Linked DNA regions of Homo sapiens: region 2 is linked to region 1. Evidence: read pairs that join two places in POLR2A ChIA-PET (ENCODE). Cell type or tissue: A673. All regions are shown on one strand. Links, peaks and the distances in the headings refer to the core of each region. The heading gives the core; the rest is flanking DNA.

Region 1 (5,384 bases), core at 161-5,160:
CTCTTTTCCGTTGTTCAGCCTTTTCTTCTTCTTGCTGCACAAGGGCTGCTTCCTTCTCTGCAGCCTAGAAAAGTGGGAAGATGATGCATCGCTGGATGTGGCAATTACATTCACTGTACTGATTTGTCATGAAAGGGGAGAAGGAGTGGAAATTCATTACTAATGAAAAGCAGAGATCAGGAGAAAAACGTGGACAGGCTCACGGCTGTTCCACACCAGGGCTCATTCAGGTTCGTTGGAATTCTGGATCTGATGTCTCTGTTACATTAGCAATTTCCTCACCCTAATCATTACTCACCAAAAGGAAGGCAAAAAAATCCATAAAACTGGCCGGGCGCGGTGGCTCACGCCTGTAATCCCAGCACTTTGGGAGGCCGAGATGGGTGGATCACGAGGTCAGGAGATCGAGACCATCCTAGCTAACATGGTGAAACCCCATCTCTACTAAAAAAATACAAAAAATTAGCTAGGTGTGGTAGCGGGCACCTGTAGTCCCAGCTACTCGAGAAGCTGAGGCAGAAGAATGGCGTGAACCCGGGAGGCAGAGCTTGCAGTGAGCCGAGATCATGCCACTGCACTCCAGCCTGGGCAACAGAGCGAGACTCCGTCTCAAAAAAAAAAAAATCCATAAAACTGAAGCCCTAAATAAGTTGGGGTGTTCATGTTCCACTCACTAGGCTAAGTGAGGCTCTTCTTTATTCTTTTTCATCAATTCTCGTAAATTTTAGAGCCAAAATTCCCTCACTAAATGAAACAAGTACTTAATATTGGGGCTGATGTTTTAGAACAATGTAAAAATGACACAAGACAGGTTTAAGCATTGATCTAAATATTTTATAATTAATACTGAGTAAAAGACACTTAGGAAAATGTAAAACATCTTGACAAGAAACATCCATACCAAACTGAGCCAAAATAGCTACCAGAGGTGCCAAAGACTTCAAACATTGTCATTACCTTCATTCTCTGCTCATTGACACGAGCTAATCGGGTTTCAGTTTTCTGAACAGCTATATCCCAATCTTCTAAAGAACCTTGAAAGAAAGAGAAGCAAAACTTTCACTCTTTAGGATTTTGAAGGATACAATCACATAAATTTTTCTTAATTTCTCTGTACCTCCAGAAGAGATCTCTCCCATCAAACAATAAGAAAATGTAATCCCTGTAGGCTTGAAGTTCAGAATTCAAATAGTCCTTCTAAGTGGGTTTAAAATGTCCCTCTCCTTTCAGGAGAGACTTGAAAACCAGAATATGATCTATTAAGGGCTCTAAATGGCAAAGAATATGAAAACGAACGTTCTAATGCAAAAGTACATTTATATTAAGACTGAAGAATTTTAAGAGCTACTCAAATGTTGAGGCATTTATTTCTTATTTTTTGGTGGTCTTTGCAAGCCAGTTCTGAGGGGTCCATACCCAAAATCCAGACCAATACCCACAGATAAGTTCACATTATTTTTCTATTGGTTCTAGCTAACACTGAAGGCTCTGAAATTTAACAAGGGATGCAAAGGACACATTGAGCCATTTGCCTCTCCAAGCTCCTTTGTTGGATAGATGTTGTACTAGAGCACAGTGACTCTCAAAGGAGGGATCCTGCCCATCAAGAGACATTTGGCAATGTTAAGAGACATTTCTGGTTGTCATGTTTGGTTGTGGTGGTGAAGCTGCTACTGGCATTTCAGGGCTAGAAGCCAGGGATGCCCCTAAACATTGTATAACGCACAGTCCCCCCCACAGAGAATTAGAACCCTGTGCTACAGTGACATCACAGAGTCCTCCTTGTAGCTGCAGAATTTGAGAAGAGCTGCAGGAGGACTCATTTTCAGGACACTTGTGACAGTCTAATCATAGGGCACCACCTAAGGTGGCAGCATAAACACAGTCTGTCCCCAGACTGTAACCAGATGCTCCTACTTGAGACCAAACAGCAAATGGGTTAGGCTCCAAGCCAGAAGAGAGCTGGGGGTCCCACCTTCTGTCCTCTCCATGGTGAGTAACACTTCGCAGACGTGCTCTGGGTAGTCACTGGTGCACTGGACGGCCCGGTGCAGAGCCTTCCGGCAGTGCTGGGTGTCACCATGAGCTCTAAGGCAGAAAACAAAAAGTTGCTGCCACCAGGACACAAAGTGGAAGGCACTCGAAGGGAGAGGCCGTCTTCTCCCAGGTAGAAACTCACTCTTCAGTAACTCTAGCTTCTGAGAAGACCTTAGCTTTCAGATCTATCCATGATGCTTTCTCCTTCCAGAGTCTCTACAGTCACCTACGAAGTATTTCCCTGAAGCACTCTCTCCCTCAGCCATGTAGGGGCTACTGGAAAGTGTACCTGATATTGTGATCTGCAACCAGCATTCTGCCTTTACAGCATTCACATGTGCGGCACATGGCGGGGGAGTCCAACAGCTCTCTGTAACCTGATACAGTCCCCAGGGAAATTTTACTATGGCGTCCTACTGACAGGAGAGTTATGAATCCAGGGTAGTGTCAAATTTCATACCCAGAGTCAGATCTTTTTTTTTTTTTTGAAAGGGAGTCTCGCTCTTGTCACCCAGGTGGGAGTGCAATAGCACGATCTCGGCTCACTCCAACCTCTGTCTCCCAGGTTCAGGCAATTCTCCTGCTTCAGCCTCCTGAGTAGCTGGGATTACAGGTGCCCACCACTACACCCAGCTAATTTTTGTATTTCTAATAGAGACAGGTTTTCACCAGGTTGGCAAGGCTGGTCGCAAACAGATCCTTTTTGTACACTGCTAATCACAACAGCTACACAATTCTGCTAATCATAACTGTTATGCAACAGTGTATTCATATTTGTTTTTAAAACATTTTAAATATACATAATTATATATACATATTATGATGCTCAGAATAAATTCAGAGCACTGGTTCTCAAAGTAAGATCCACGTACCCCTGAGGATCTCCCAGAGCCTCTCAGGGGCCCTGCAAAGTCAAAACTCCTTTTATAATAATACCAAGACATTACTGGACTTTTTCACTGTGTTGACATCTTCAAGACAGTGCACAAGTAATGGTGGCCCTTAGCACAAATCAAGGCAGTAGAAATCTTTTTAATGCACTGTGTGATGAAATACTAAGTACACTTAAAGCCCTTCTGCATACTGAAGTACAATGGTTATTGCCAAAAAAAAAAAAAAAAGCATATTACTGTTTGAGTTGCAAGCTAATCAAGTCATTTTTTTCAAGGACACCATTTTTACTTGAAAGGAAACTTGAGTGACAAACCACGGTCAGTTACTCAGACCTGGGTATTTGGCAGACATTTTTGAAAATTAACAAAGTGAGGCTGCCACTCTGGGGAAAACCACTGACATTATTTGTTGCATGTGATAGAATTCAAGCTTTCAAGTGAAAATTAGAATTTTGGAAAACTTGTATCTGCCACCACAAGTCTGACAGCTTCCTACTTAAAATACTTTTCAACTAAGATCAATACAGATATGAACAAATACGATTTTTTAATACTATAGGATGAAATATGTCAACATTGGAAGAGCTGCATGATTTAGTGAATTGGGATTTTTCCAAATAATGTCGTAGAATTGTGGCATCAAGTAAAAGATAAAATAGACAAATGGGTATTACTGTAACAGACTCTGTCAATATGGTTTCAGATTCCACATGCAACACTGAAGTTTTGCTATAATATGTATGAAAGAAGAATACCCACAATTATCTGAAAATGCTTCTAAAATACCTTTCTTTCCTAACCTCTTCAATGAAAACAACAGATCACAACAGACAGAATCAGTAACAGACATGAGAATTTAGCTGTCTTCTCCTAGGTCAGAATAATGTGCAAATAAATATATTTGCAAAAATAGAAAACACTGCCACTTTTCTCACTATATTATTTTGGGGTCTGGAAAACAGTCACTGCTCAAAAAAGATATTAATGTTAGATAATTTGTTATATTTAAATAAATTAAAATGTTTTTTAGATTTCTCAATTTATAAATTATAAATATCAATAGATATAACTCACATACATAAAAGTTTTTTGGGATCCTCCAATTTTAAGAGTGGAAAATGGATCCTGAGACCAAAAAAATTGTGAACTGCAGATCTAGGGGGATATTCAACAAGCTTTAACAGTGGTTATCTCTGGGGTGGGATTGTAAGAAACTGTCACGTTTAGCCGGATATGGTGGCTCATGCCTGTAATTCCTACACTTTGGGAGGCCGAGGTAGGAGGATCACTTGAGGTCAGCATGACCTACATGGTGAAACTGTGCCTCTTCTAAAAAAAAAAAAAAATCCAAAAATTAGCCAGGTGTGGTGGTGCACGCCTGTAATCCCAGCTACTCAAGAGGCTGAGGCAGAAGAATTGCTCGAACCCAGGAGGCAAGGTTGCAGCTGAGACTGCACCACTGCACTTCAGCCTGGGCAACAGAGTGAGACTCCCCACCTCCCCCGAAAAAAGAAAAGAAACTGTCGCTTTCTATCACATATTTTTGTAAATATTCTAATTTGGGCACACAGTGTTTTTTAAATAGGGAAAAAATCTTCAAAAAAGAAAACCCAGCAATGTAGCAATGTTATGCAATGAACAACGTTCAAGACAGACTGAAAAGTTGGTCACATTCTTTATGTTTTCCCCATGTTATAAATATTGTTAGGCCTATCTTATTTCGTTCAAATAGTTTTAAAGGCTTGTAACACATGCATGCTATAATTGCATTTTCATTACAAAAAAATTTAAACATAGAAAAGTCTCAAAGAATGGGTCATGGTTATGACTGGGTCAGTAATTTGAGTTTTTTTTCTCTTAGCTTTTTAGTATTTTCTACTTTTCTATAAAAGCAAATATAAAAAACAAATAGCTCCAAAAGGTCAAATAAAATATCATGCCCAAAAATCAAGACAAAAACAAATTAAAAGAAATGCATGGCTATAAGAGTTCCAGGCACAAAATATCATGTCTGGTTCTCTAGCCCTGCCCATTAAAAATGTACCCACTACTGAAAGAGACAGAATGAAAGAAAACAGCCCAGTTCTAAGGAGCTAGTCCAAGCTGGTAGGAGTCAGCCAGGAGTGAAGACAGGTGCACAGCTGACAAGCACTGCCTCCCTCCCCACCCCGAGATCAGTTACCTTTCCAGGTTGTAATACTCTAGCCACATGTTGGCGTACTTGGCATTTCCTCTGGTCATGATGCTATCCCAGAGTTCCCGAGCTTTCTGCATGTTATTGCACAGTCGAGCCTAAAGTGCATCAGCAGGCTGTTAGGAGACCTGAACCTTATGACGTCGACACCCATCATACAACACACTTCCAACAGACACACATAAAAAGCACCCCACAACTATTAGTGTTACAGATGTCCCTGGGCATTCCCCAGGCCTCCCTCCAGTGGTAAACGACCC
Region 2 (5,384 bases), core at 209-5,208, 830 kb before region 1:
GAGTAGAGACGAGGTTTCATTGTGTTGGCCAGGCTGGTCTCGAACTCCTGACCTCAAGTGATCCGCCCACCTTGGCCTCCCAAAGTATTGGGATTACAGGCACGAGCCACTGCGCCCAGCCTGGAATCTCTTTATAATATCAGATGTCTCACTTTAAAGCACATGGCTCACGTACATTTAATAGAATTTGTTTTTTTGAGCGGGATGTGATTTTTGATGACTCATTCTGATACATTAAAGTCTCTTTTCCCAATCTTTTCAGTTTATAATCAAGAAGAAGACTCTTTTTATGTACACCATGATATACTCTTGTCTGCATATCCTCTGAGTGTGGAATGGCTGAATTTTGATCCTAGCCCAGATGATTCTACTGGTAATTAGAAAACTTAAGGTTGTTCAATGATTTCCAGTCTTATGTATTTTCTCCTAGCTCCATAAATTATGTATTCTCTTGAATGTTTTCAGAATTGTTGCTGATATTTTCTGAAGTTACTGTTATTTTATGAAGTTATAGAGTTCTTAACACACCATCACTTTATTGTTTGGGGTTCATAAATCCCCAGACTTCAGGTAGGCTAAGGAGGTAGCTGCTCTACTACAGGCTGAAGGACAGGGCCTGAAGCCTTTTGGACTGTAGAACTGTAAAGGTCCCATAAAGACTCAGTATAAATGGCCTGATATGTGAGATGTTACCAGCTAGAGTTCAGTGGCATAACCTGTTTTAGAAAACATAAGCTAAAACCGAAATGAAGAGGCTTGTCACAAGTAATTAGGTTTTCATGTTAGTCTTTGTAACCACATCTGCACACTATTAGTTGCCCCTGTCCGTACTTTTTAATAAAGGTAAACACTGTTTATACTGTCTTACGTCTTGTTTGCACACCTTGTTCACATTCATGATCTGATCTGATCTTCATCCCCACAGCACCCCATGAAGGAGGACGGGAGGAGGGTTATTCTCGTTATATAAATGAAAACACTGGGGCCAAGAGATTGAGCCTTTCCTACTCAAATTGTGGCCCAAAGACCAGCAGCAGCACAGCATGGTTATCACCTGTGACCTAGTTAGAAATGCCCACCCAGAACCACCTGAAATACAATCTGCATTTGTAACATTCAGATGCCGCATATGCATATAAGTTTGAGAAGCACTGCTCTAAAGCATTTTTCAGTTAATCTACAGTATAATGTATTTGATTAGAAGTTCTGTATGTCTTTTTTTGTGTAATCATACATGCATTGTTTCCTCCCATAGGAAATTACATTGCTGTAGGAAACATGACCCCTGTTATTGAAGTGTGGGACCTTGATATAGTGGACTCTTTAGAGCCAGTCTTCACACTCGGAAGTAAACTTTCAAAAAAGAAGAAAAAGAAAGGAAAGAAGGTAAAGAAGTTAATAAATATTTAAACTCTAATGACAGAGGTAAGTTTACTCGGGAGTAGGGGTGAAGGGTAAGACCGTACACTTTTTCAATCAGGTATTCTTGGTGAGATGGGGTAGGTAGTTATGAAATTATTGTAATTTTTAGTTTTGAAAAGGCCATCCAAAGAAAACTTATTTCTGATTACATAAAACCTCCATTATCATGTTGTTCTTTCTTACACAAAACTAGTTCAAAGCTAGTATATTAATATGAATAGCTACTATAGATGAAGGACTTTCGGATTATGAGCCTCCTCCAAATACAGTAGCTATTTATACAGATATACCAACCTTGAACTTTAAAAAAATTTCTGTTATCATGTTGAATTCTAATTATCCATGTATTAACTCCTGCAGCTTTTAAAATCGTTAGGTTTTATGAGGGTTGGGAGCTATATTGATACTTGTATAATTACAGTACCTAGATTAAGAACTGCTAGGCCAGGCCACGCACGTGGCTCACTCCTGTAATCCCAGCAGTTTAGGAGGCTGAGGCGGGTGGATCACCTGAGGTCAGGAGTTCGAGACCAGCCTGGCCAACATGGTGAAACCCTGTCTCTACTAAATATACAAAAATTAGCCAGGCATGTTGGTGTGTTCCTGTAATCCCAGCTACTTGGGAGGCTGAGGCAGGAGAATCACTTGAACCTGGGAGGCAGAGGTTGCAGTGAGCTCACACCACTGCACTCCAGCCTGTGTGACAGAGCGAGACTCTGTCTCAAGGGAAAAAAAAGAACTGCTAGGCCAGTCATAGTAGCTCACGCCTATAGTCCTAGCACTTTGGGAGGCCAAGGTGGGAGGAGTGCTTGAGCCCAGGAGGTTGAGGTTGCAGTGAGCCATGATTGTGTGCCACTGCACTCCAACCTGGGTGACAGAGCGAGATTTTGTCTCTAAAAAAATAAACTACTATAGTTTCTTCCCTGTTCCTTGTAATGAAATTTTTTTCTTTATTTTTCTTTTTTAAAGAGGTAAGGTCTTGCTCTGTCTCCCAAGACTGGAGTGCAGTGGCACGATTATAGTTCACTGCAGCCTGAAACGCCTAGGCTCAAGAGATCCTGGGATTCTCCTGCCTCAGCTTCCTGAGTAGCTGGGACTATAGGCGTATGCTGCCATGCCTGGCTAAGTTTTGACTTTTTTGTAAAGACAGAGTTTCGCTATGTTGCCTGGGCTGGTCTCGAACTCCCGGCCTCAAGCGATGTTCCCACGTTAGCTTCCCAAGGTCCTGGGATTACAGTGTGGGCCGCTGCACCCAGCCCCTGTAATGAAATTAATCATGAGTCTCTAACAGGGAGACAAGGTTTTATTTATTTTATTCTTCAAAAGTTTATATAATATCAAAACAATAGGTCGGGTGCAGTAGCTCACACCTGTAATCCCAACACTTTGGGAGGCCGAGAGTGGATCATGAGGTCAGGAGTTCCTGACCACCCTGGCCAACGTGGCAAAACCCTGTCTCCACAAAAAATATAAAAATTAGCTGGGCATGGTGGCATGCGCGTGTAATCCCAGCTACTTGAGAGGCTGAGGCAGGAGAATCGCTTGAATCCAGGAGGTGGAGGTTGCAGTGAGCTGAGATCGTGCAACTGCACTCTAGCCAGGGCAACAGACAAAGACTCCGTCTCAAAACAAAACAAAACAAAATAATCTTAAGGTTTAAAGAATTTTGCAGATTAATATATTCAGTTTTATTATGAGGGGGACTTTAATACAAAAAATAATTAAAACAATTATTACAGAGTTCCTCAGCAGAAGGGCATACCGATGCTGTCCTTGACCTTTCATGGAATAAGCTAATCAGGTAAAAAGAAATAACATTTGAATGATTGTAAAAGACTGTAGCCATTGTGATCTTACCTCATGCCTACACTCATCTCTTTATTTGTGCTGTGGACCTTTGTGTCTATCTTCCTTTCTTGTAGGATGCCCTGCTTGCAGGCAGGAGCTCTGTCATCTGTTTCTTTGCATCCTCCAGGTCACCTGCCAGCTCATCACTGTGGGTGCTCATTGCATGTTTGGTGACCAAGTGCCCTCTCTCCACCACCACTGGAAAAAAACAGGGTGTTTGGCAGTGCCCATGGTGCAGTAGGATTGTGTTTCTTCCCAGGAGACATTTTTCTCTGTTTAGTTTTCACATCTCACCACATACTCTTTTATTCTTTTTTCTTTAAATTATGGCAAAATACATATAACATAAAAGTTAACACTTGTATTAGTCTGTCTTCATGCTGCTAATGTAGACATACTCGAGGCTGGGTAATATGTAAAGGAAAGAGGTTTAATTGATTCACAGTTCTGTATGGCTGGGGAGGCCTCACAGTTATGGCAGAAAGCAAATGAGGAGCAAAGTCATGTCTTATATAGTGGCAGGCAGGAGAAAGGGCATGTGCAGAGGAACTCTCCTTTATAAAACCGTCAGATCTTGTGAGACCCATTCACTATCATGAGAACAGCACAGGAAAGACCTGTCCCCATGATTCCATTACCTTCCACCTGGTCCTTCCCACAACACATGGGAATTATGGGAGCTACAATTCAAGATGAGATTTGGGTGGGGACATAGCCAAATCCTATCACCATTTTTACCATTTTTAAGTGTGCAGTTCAGTGGCTTTCAGTACATTCACAGAGTTGTGCAACCATCACCACAATGCATCTCCAGAACATTTTCATCTCCGTACTGCAGCTCTGCCCTTTAAACACTGACTCCCCATTTCCCCCACCCCCAGCCCTGGCAACCACCACTCCACTTTCTGTCTCCATGAATTTGACTAAGCATCTCATATGAATGGAATCATACAGACTTACTTCTTTGCAACTGGCTTATTTGACTTAATGTCTTCAGGTTCAGTCATGTTCCAATAAGTGTCAGAGTTTCTTCCTTTTTAAGGCTAAATAATATTCCATTGTATGTAATGTATGTTACCCGTTCATTTACGTGTGGTCACCTGGATTGCTTCTTCTGCCTTTTGGATACTGTGAATAATGCTGCTATGAATGTGGGTGTACAAATATTCAAGTCCCTGCTTTCAGTTGTTTTGAGTATGTACCCAGAAGCGTTATTACTGAATCTTATGGTAATTCTATTTTTAATTTTTTGAGGAGCCACCATACTATTTTCCATAATGGCTGCACCATTTTACATTTTCACCAACAATGCACACAAGGGCTCTAGTGTCTCCAAAATTTGTTATTTTCTGTTTTTCATAATAGCCATCCTAATGGGTATGAAGTGGTATATCATTGCGGTTTTAATTTGCATTTCCCCCCCTTTTTTTAAGGTAAGATGGGGGTCTATGTTGCTAAAGCTGGTCTCAAATTCTTGGGCTCAAGCAATCCCCCCGCCTCAGCTTCCCAAGTCACTTGGAGTACAGGGGCTTGCCACCACACCTGGCTTAATCTGCATTTCTTAACGATTAGTGATGTTGAGCATCTTTGTTTTGTGCTTATTGGCCATTTGTGTATCTTCTTTGGGAGAAATGTTTTTCAAGTCCTTTGCTTACTTTTTTTTGAGACAGGGTCTCACTCTGTCACCCAGGCTGGAGTGCAGTGGCACAATCACTGCTCACTGTAGTCTTGACCTTCTGGGGCTCAGGTGATCCTCCCACCTCAGCCTCCCAAAGTGCTGGGATAACAGGCATGAGCCACCAAGCCTGGCCTCCCTTTGCCTGTTTTTTGTGTTTGATGTTGAATTTTTGGAGTTAAAACTAACTCCTACTACCAAATACATGATTTGCAAATATTTTCTTCTATTCTGTGGGTTGTTTTTTCACTTTCTTGGTGCTATCATTTGCAGCACAGGTTTTTCATGTGATGGTGTCTACTTTATTTCTTTTGTTGTTCATGCTTTTGATGTTGTATCTAGCAAACCATCGCTTAAGTCAGGGTCATGAAGGTTTACATGTATGTTTTCTTCTGAGTTTTATAGTATTAGCTCTTACATTGAAGTCTATGATCCATTT

The links. ChIA-PET counts read pairs that join two places held together with the same protein. Peaks named below come from ENCODE experiments on the same cell type or tissue, not always from the same donor. Only the 100,000 strongest peaks of a DNase experiment are listed, where the experiment ranks them.
Region 2: POLR2A ChIA-PET joins it to region 1 with 5 read pairs; 2 of 35 experiments call an interaction of 5 or more read pairs at or near these places.

The regions. Positions count from the first base shown.
Region 1 is chr12:108,530,247-108,535,630 of GRCh38, forward strand. SART3 (spliceosome associated factor 3, U4/U6 recycling protein) reads right to left here. Exons shown (of 19, transcript NM_014706.4): 12 at 5,113-5,222; 13 at 1,976-2,088; 14 at 958-1,034; 15 at 1-64. Among named protein-coding and RNA genes, the nearest start is that of FICD, 18 kb to the left of the region's middle. In A673, for the core only: no CTCF peak of the experiment used is centred there; a DNase peak (open chromatin) is centred at 2,425; H3K27ac peaks cover 1,710 bases.
Region 2 is chr12:107,696,212-107,701,595 of GRCh38, forward strand. PWP1 (PWP1 homolog, endonuclein) reads left to right here. Exons shown (of 15, transcript NM_007062.3): 6 at 263-373; 7 at 1,256-1,386; 8 at 3,162-3,223. Among named protein-coding and RNA genes, the nearest start is that of PWP1, 13 kb to the left of the region's middle. In A673, for the core only: no CTCF peak of the experiment used is centred there; no DNase peak of the experiment used is centred there; H3K27ac peaks cover 480 bases.